3 separate regions of the Homo sapiens genome follow, and all the other regions are linked to region 1. Evidence: chromatin contacts called from ENCODE Hi-C or POLR2A ChIA-PET data. All regions are on one chromosome and are shown on one strand. The core of a region is the stretch at or near the end of the contact, and the rest is flanking DNA. Distances in the headings are between cores, read along the strand shown.

Region 1 (2,700 bases), core at 2-2,501:
GTAGAAAAGAAGTTAGATTTATAATGGACTCTGAGCAATCAATTGAGATAACAATTCATTTTTCTATATTGATCTTTTTTTTCATATACCTGCTGAAATGGGATCTATATTGACCTTGTATCCTGCAAACTTGCTGAAGTCATTTATTAGTTCTTACAGTTTTTTAGTGTATTTCTTAGGTTTTTCTGTAAACAAGATAATGTTATCTGCAAATAGAGATAATTTTACTTTTTTCATTTTGACCTGTATGCCTTTTATTTCCTTTCTTGCCTAATTGCTCTGGCTGGCGCCTCTAGGCAATGTTGAATAGGTGTAGCAGAAGTGAACATCTTGTCTTGTTCTCGATCTTTGGGAGAATAAGTCTTTGGTCATTAAATAGTTGTGAGGTTTCCATAGATCAGGTTGAGCAAGTTCCCTCCTGTTCCCAGTTAGTAAGAGTGTTTTGATCATGAAAAGGGGTATTGAATTTTATCAAATGCTCTTTCTGTGTCTGTTGAGATGATTATGTGTTTTTTGTCCTGTATTCTGTTAGGACATTATTACATTAATGGATTTTCAGATGTTAATGGAAATTTGCATTCTTGGGATAAATCAGATTTGATCATGGTGAATGATCCTTTTTATATATTGCTGGATTTTATTTGCTAGCGTTTTGTTGAAGATTTTTACATCTATATTCATAAGATATTAGTGTGTACTTTTTTTTTTTTTTCTTCTAATGTCGTCTTTGGTTTTGGTATCAGGCTAATCCCGGCCTTACAGAATGTGTGGGGAAGTGTTTCTTGCTCTTCTTTGATTTTTCTTTGAAAGAATTTGTGAGGAATTGATATTAATTCTTCTTTAATATTTGGTAGAATACTGACGAAGCCATTTGGGTCTAAGCTTTTCTACATGGGTAGTTTTTAAATTACCAGTTCAATCTCTTTGTTAGTTATAGGTCTATTCAGAGTTTTTGTTTCTCCTTGGTTCAGTTTTGGTAGCTTGTGTCTGTATGGTTGTTCATAGTATTCCCTATAATTCTTTTTACTTCTGTAAGGTAGATAGTAATGTCCCCTATTTCACTCCTAATTTTAGAAATTCTAGTCTTCTCTCCTCTTCTTGGTCAGTCTAACTAAACATTTATCATTGTGGTTGTCATTTGATTGATCTTTTCAAAGAACCAAATTTTGTTATTGTTGAGATGAATGAAAATGATGACATAACATACTGTAACTTATGGGATTATGCTAAAGCAGTGCTTAGCAGGAAACAGCTGTAAGAGTCCGCATTTAAAAAGATGAAAGAACCAATGTTTGGTTTCATTTCTTTCTTTCCACCTCAGGATATTTGTATATTCTCTTTCTCTTCCTCCTTTTCTCACGATTATACAGTTTTACTCTTTGGTGAGAGAATTTAGAAACTACAGTTGTCCGGGGAGGGAAAGCATTAGGAAAAATAGCTGATGCATGTGAGGCCTAATACCTGGGTGATGGGTTGACAGGTGCAGCAAACCACCATGGCACATGTTTACCTATATAATAAACCTGGACATTCTGCACATGCACCCTGAAACTTAAAATTAAAATTAAAATTAAAAAAGAAGAAACTACAGTTCTTCTTGTCTTTCCAGATATTAGAAGGGAGAAGCAAAATTTCTGTCAATGACTTCATCATAAAAGCTTCAGCTTTGGCATGTTTAAAAGTTCCCGAAGCAAATTCTTCTTGGATGGACACAGTTATAAGACAGTAAGTATAACTGGGGAAGATATATATCCATCGGTAGTTTTCTTGTATTATTTAATGTGTGAGTGGAGTTGAGGGGATAAGGAGAAATGGAATACAGAGAGGCAGATGACTTACATAGGTCAAACAACTTGAAAACAACACAAAAATGTTTATGAGTTACTGCTTTTTACTTTTTTTTCTTACTGGCCCCAATTTTCAACCTTGTTTTTGTTTTTGTTTTTGTTGTTGTTGTTGATTTATTTTTTAAAGAGATAGGGTCTTGCTCTGTTGTCCAGGCTGGTCTTGAACTCTTGGGCTCAAGCAATTCTACAGCCTCGGCCTCCCAAAGTTCTGGGATTTCAGGTGTGAGCCACAGTGTCCAGCCTGCGATATTGCTGGATTTAGCTAGTAAAGGCTATAGATTCTTTGTATGAGTTCAGCAAAGGGAGATTAGTGAACAAATATGTGTAATTAAGTTGATAATGACTGTCACAAAGCAGGGTTAAACAGATGATTTTCATTCTCCTGAACTTTACGGGCAAAATTAGAACAGTAATTGTTAATAATACAATGGTATAGAGTAGTATGGTACTCAGTGTGTCTCTTTTATCTCATTCAATTCTCATGACTATCTTATGATTTAAGTGCTTTCACTTCCATTTCTAGATAAAGAAACAGACTCCGTGAGTTAAGTAACTTGCCCTGAGTTAATAAATTAGTGTTAGGACTGTGATTAGAACCAAGATTCTGACTCCTAAGCCTATTCGTTTCTTGCTGTGTAGATGCTTCTATGTTATTCTTATTCTGAAAGGAAAAAAACAAACTTTTTTCCTTTGTACTTTGCTGTCACACAGTCACAGCACCGCTTCTGTGACCAGATGAGTAGAGGCAGGGGTGGGGAGGGTTTCCCCACACACCAACCAAACAATTAATTCTGCAGTGATTTCCTCTAATTCAATTCAATTCAATTCTGGTGCTGTCTACCTGTAGATAGTG
Region 2 (2,700 bases), core at 170-2,669, 640 kb before region 1:
AATCCCAAAGAGGTTAAGTGACTTGACCAAGATCACTCAGCTAGCAAATAGCAACACCTACAATAAGACAAAAAAATAAAATCTGTAAGAACCAAGTCATAACGGAAGAATGGCGAGTGGGAAGAAACTAATTTTATCATAAAACTTGGGGAGAGAATGTTATAACTCAACACAAAACTTCATTGTAAGCTTCCTGGAAGCCCAGGGGAGAAGGAAAATGGGTTGGGCTTTATCCAAAGGTTACCTCAGGCAAATTTTAAGAGAGTCTTGTGACACTAGACCAGAAGCATTAAAGACGGGTGGTCGGTGTGAGCAATGCCACTCTAGAAGGCAGAGTCGGAGAGAAGTGCAGAGTCAGAGGCCACTGGGGTAAGTAGATTGAGGTGCCAAAAAGGCCAGCAACAGAGGTGGAGTGAGATAGAGACTAGAAGGAGGTGGAAAAGGTTCCAAACACAGAGAAGGCAAGAGTCAGCGTAAACCATCAATGCAGGGGAGGGTCAGCACTCGAGTGAGTCATGGAAATGCAGAATTCCGATCACAAAGTCCTTTTATACCTTGCTACTTAAAGTGTGGTCCTTGAACCAGCTCAGGAACTTACTAGAAATATAGAATTTCAGGCCCCATCCAGTTCCACTGAATCAGAATCCACATGTTTCACAAGCTCCTCAGGTGATCGGAATGCACACGCCGGTTTGAGAAGCACTGCTTTGGCATGGGCCTTGGTGAATGCCCACATAGCAGTAGACTCTGAACACACACCCAGTGCTGTGATAGGTGCCCTCACATTCATTATCTCCTGGGATCCTCATAACAATCATACAATAAAGATATCCTTTTTGTACTCATTTTACAGATGAGGAAATTGAGGCTTACAGTCATACCTAGTGAGAAACAGAGCTGAGACTTGCCCAAACCAATTACCTTCCATTCCATTCAATTCATTTCTATTGGCATTTCAGTTAGAATTTATCCTGGCCAAGGCAATAGCAGACAAGCTGCTGCTGGCATCATTCTGAAGGGTAGAAGCAGGGGACCTATATCAGAGTGTGTTACAGCAAGCAATGGAGGAAGGCTCAGCAGTAGGTTCTGATCGAAGAGAAGGGGACAGATGAGAGCAGGTAGGATGGATGTCTTCCAAGAAGGTACAACCAGAGCCTTCCGGGAACATGGCAAATTTGGCCCTGAATCCATCCAGAAAACAAGTCCTTCATATTACAACTGGCGTAGCTCCAGCCAGGCCACGCTGCCCTATCTAAGACCCTCCCCTTCCCGCCCCCACCTCAGCTAGCTGCAGTGGTGTGTTACCCTTCTGACTGTTCCGTTCATTCAGCGAAATGTCAGTGTAGGAGCAAACTGAGAGTGAATGTGTCTTTCATTTGCCAATTAGTCATGTACCACCTAACTGCTCATGTGTGTGATTTGAGCACGTGTGTTACATGTTACTTAATTTTTCCTTTATTGGTGATTGGTTTAATGAAGTTGCACATGGGCCAGGATGGTCTTGTATCTAATTGGCTTCCACAGAGTACAAGGTGGACACAGAGTGCATGTTTAATAGATTTTTAATGATGGATCACCTCTTCTAGAGAACAAAACCAGAGCCCTCAGTCCCTCAATGCCCCACCAGGGAGAGCGGTCCAGGTGGAGGAGATGAGTCCTGAGAGCTGAGTGGGTCCACCTACATGGGTTGGCCTGATGGTCCCTTCCTCGCCCAGTTGAACCCTCCTATCAGGGCTCAGGGAATCCCTGACACGCCTCTCCCCTCCTCTTTCATCTTCATGGGAAACAGAAACCACCAAATGTGGGTGTGTTGTGTGAAGACACTAGATGGTGTTCTCGTCCGGGCAGCTGTTTTGCTGTGTTGTTTTCCTGCCCCTTCCTGAGAAGATAAGATCTGGACAGGCTTATGATTCTCTCCCACAGACCCTCAAAGGCAACAAGCAAGCCAAGTTCATTTCTCAGGCACCTTCTCAGAAGCACACCCCACATCAGTATGTTTAATGAGATCCGGGTCACTTGAAAGCAGCAGCGAAAGCAGCTTCCCTAAAACACAGGGCAAGATCAGTGCCTCCTCTGAGCTTCCCTTTCTTCTCCCAAGATCCCCAGGCAAAACTGATTTGCATGGGCAGCCAACTTGTACCTCCTAGAAGGAAACTTGAAGCCTGAAGTCGCTGGAGATACCAACACCTTCCCCAGCTGTAGGGGGGTCGGGGGAGATGAGCACTTAACAGAAAACAAAATTTGCAGGTCTTTGGGGAGGCTGGGGAGAGGGAAGAAGACTGCTCTGGAAAACACAGAAGGAGAATAAAAGACAGAAACAGTTAAAAAGAATAAATGACTATGAGCACAAACTCTGCTACCTGGCTTCAAAATGGGATTGCAGTTGCAAGATGGCCCCAAGATATGAACTAACTCCTCTGGGACCCAGATCGAAGCCCAGGTGGCAACTGCACCTGCCTCACCCAGTGCAGAACACAGAATTAGTCCTGCTCTGCAAAGCCCTGTTATTGGCTTACTGTTACCAGTGACCCCCGCCTCCCCTGCAACCCAAAAGGACGGAAACCTAATTTTGATCACTTTTCCCTCCTCCAAAGCTGCTTCTCCTTCATTCCTCTACAGACCCCCTTATATTGTAAACTGGCAGCTGATAATACCATTCACTTTCAAACCAATGTTTACTGAGAAGTCAGAGGAAGTGAA
Region 3 (2,700 bases), core at 146-2,645, 670 kb before region 1:
TTCTTGAATATTCCTAGTTATCTTGGAAGGAGTCCATAACTCTCAAACCCAAATTAAAGCTCATTTCTCTTTATTTTTTTAAAAAATTGACCTTTTGATATCAAACAATGGTGGGTCTTCACAACCTGAGAAATTTTGAAATCACTCTTCTGTGTTACTGGTTAATCAGCTTAATTCCAGAGAAATTTACATAAGACATAAAGCAAACAATAAATTGGTGATGACAGTGTCACATTTTAATCAATGAAGTTATATTTTCCGAACTTTAGTGGATCCAATCAAGTATCTTTCCATAAAATAAAAACATTCCCTAATATATCTTCTTCTGTAAATCTAGATTCTCTTATATTAAGCTTGCTTGAGGCACAGCATACTAAAATTAATTAAAACGAATTTTAAGGAACCAAGAATCTTTAAGAGAAAGACAGAGCAATTTTTGGTCATTCTTCTTGCTTGAGGAAGTATAGAACTAGCCCCAATAAGGTTCAACTCTCAGAAGCTGATGAGTTGACGCTGTTTACCTCGTGAAAAGAATGTTGTAAATAATCTGTATTATTTCAGTTATTAGTAAGGTAAGTCGCTGTTTGGTCCACATAAAGGAAAATAAAGTTCACAATTGTTTCATCCAACTCCGGGGATAAAAATCAAGGCCAAAGATAAACCCACTGCATCCTTTGCAGTGGGATGGACAAGCCTTGTCACAGAAGGGGAAAAAGAATGACGAAAGGCAAGACAGTGGAGCAAGTGAGGACACGCTTCACCGAGCCAGATCTCCACTCCTCCCAGGGTATCCACAGGGACAAGTCACACCTGGCAGAAAGCTAAGTCACTCAGCTAGAAACAGGCCCAGGGAATTCAACAGAAGGCTGAAGAGCCACTGCTTATGGAAATAAAGCCCCTCCTGTAAAGAACTGCATGGCTTTTCCCTCCCAACCCCAAACCCATCCCACATCTGGCTTTTGTTGTGTGAATCATAAACTGCCCTTTCTTCACCACAGTGATTCATGCACAGAAGCGGAGGTACCCTGAGCCGTCCCACCTTGGAACACTAGTTCGTTCCCCTCCAGCCTGGAAAATCAGCATCACCTCTGACAGGCTGGTTTCTCCACCAGGCTCCATCCCGCCCACCTCCCCCCTCCCTGCTCCGGGGCTTGGAACCCAGACCCCCTCCCCCCGTGGCCCCATCACCTCCACCACCAGCTCCCCAATTCCAGACCAAGCTGTGATCGCCCTGCCCCGCTGGCACTCGCTTGGGTCTGACAGCCACAGCCAAACCACTTACGTTTTTGCCAGAGCATGGCCTGTGACAGGATGTTGCCTTTTCTCTTTGAAGCCGACAGTTTGGCTTCTTTAATGTGAGACCGGGGTGTGTTTTCCTCCAGTGGAGCCACCGCTTGAGCTGAGGCTGTTTCCTGGGCTTTTTAAAGGCCTGGGTTCCCGCTGCGTGGGCCGCGTCATCACATCCTCCCACCTCAGGCACCGGTGCAACGTTTCTGCAGCCAGGCCGCCTGTCACCCCACTGTGCGCGCCCCAGCGGCCCCGGCCCAGAGCGCTCCACACTCGGAGCTAGCCAGCTGGGACAGAGCAACAGCGCAGCGCGGGCAGCCACAGCCTGCACCGGCCCCGCGGGGACCTGCTGTGTGTGGGTGTGAAGGTGGTGTGGGGCAAGCTGTGGGAACCCCGTGTCAAGCCCTCCCCAGGCCAGTGATGAGCCCAAAAGCTCCTCTGGAAAACGTTGATCTTTGCACGGCGCCCATGCAGGCTTCCAGGCCACCAGGGCATGGGCAGGACTCAGCCCGCCATGGGCGCCTGCTCAGCGGGAAATGCGATTCCCAGGGGTCACTGGTTCTCAACTGGGAGGAAACACCTGTCATCTCTTCAAGCCTCAGTAAACAACCTCCTCATTCTTTCAATATTGCTTTTCTGTTTATTCCATTTTGAAACACAGTAGCCCCTCCCCTCGCCCCCAGCCACCCCCAAAATGGCAAGGCTTAATCATGCTGAAATATGGGGGCGCTGGCTCTGATGTCGGCTATGCCCACGGAAAAAGAGGCCAACCCTCAAGGAAGGAAGGAGAACATGCCCGTGCTCTTTGACTGGATCTGGGCTTGTAGGCACAAGATGAACAGAGCCTCTTTGCGAGTGCCCACCCACTGATAACAGGAAGCTTCTTTAAGTAAGTCATGGGCTCACCATCTGGAAGTGTAGATGGTGTTGGCTACCGGTTCCTTCACAGTTTGGAAGCCTTCTGCCACTGCATATCTGAGGTCCACATGCTCAGGCTCCAGGGACTCAGTCAGTTTGGGGTCAAGACCCCTTGGCACACCCCCTAGAGCAGGTGTGGGGCCTTGCTGCTCTGCCATCCATACTGCCTCAGAGCCATCTTGCACCACCTAGACCTGATCATGCTATCCCCTAGCCTACAAAGCATTCACCTTCTCCCTTCAGCCACAGAGCTGGAGGCCTAGAAGGCCTCCCACAATCGAGCCGTTGCCTTCCTTTCCAGCCTCACCACCAACTGCCCTCCTACCACTGGTCCCAGTGCCCTCTAAGCACCACCAAACACCCATGCAATTCCCTGCCTTTGACCTTGCCGTCCTCTCTTGCCGGAAGGACAAACCCCCAGCCCAGAGAATACTTGTTCGTCTTCTCAGATCTTAGAGCACTTTGTTCATTATGTGATGGTGAATTGTCACATGA

Evidence for each region. A loop is a pair of places that touch in the nucleus more often than their neighbours do. ChIA-PET counts read pairs that join two places held with the same protein, here RNA polymerase II (POLR2A). Pooled maps may share reads with other maps.
Region 2: a loop to region 1 is called in a map with no recorded cell type, with 2.4 times the contacts of the local background. The contact joins two enhancer-like sites. A Hi-C loop is called at or near these places in 1 of 37 single-sample maps with no recorded cell type and 2 of 50 pooled maps. POLR2A ChIA-PET finds 5 or more read pairs at or near these places in 1 of 52 experiments (H1).
Region 3: a loop to region 1 is called in a map with no recorded cell type, with 2.7 times the contacts of the local background. The contact joins the promoter of POU2AF1 here to the enhancer-like site in region 1. A Hi-C loop is called at or near these places in 2 of 37 single-sample maps with no recorded cell type and 1 of 50 pooled maps.

What each region holds. Positions count from the first base shown.
Region 1 is chr11:112,049,625-112,052,324 of GRCh38, forward strand. DLAT (dihydrolipoamide S-acetyltransferase) reads left to right here. Exons shown (of 14, transcript NM_001931.5): 11 at 1,610-1,725. Among named protein-coding and RNA genes, the nearest start is that of PIH1D2, 23 kb to the right of the region's middle. Within about 2 kb of position 1,252, at least 4 of the 41 ENCODE cell types and tissues checked have a DNase peak (open chromatin) inside an H3K27ac peak, as active enhancers do.
Region 2 is chr11:111,412,698-111,415,397 of GRCh38, forward strand. LOC100132078 (a long non-coding RNA gene) reads right to left here. Exons shown (of 4, transcript NR_046085.1): 3 at 2,141-2,284; 4 at 1,545-2,043. It also overlaps a transcript of BTG4 not described here. Among named protein-coding and RNA genes, the nearest start is that of POU2AF1, 35 kb to the left of the region's middle. RefSeq lists an enhancer at 1,575-1,914. Within about 2 kb of position 1,420, at least 4 of the 41 ENCODE cell types and tissues checked have a DNase peak (open chromatin) inside an H3K27ac peak, as active enhancers do.
Region 3 is chr11:111,377,880-111,380,579 of GRCh38, forward strand. POU2AF1 (POU class 2 homeobox associating factor 1) reads right to left here and starts at 1,396. Exons shown (of 5, transcript NM_006235.3): 1 at 1,283-1,396. The coding sequence starts at 1,298. RefSeq lists enhancers at 1,323-1,372, 2,023-2,112, 2,333-2,552.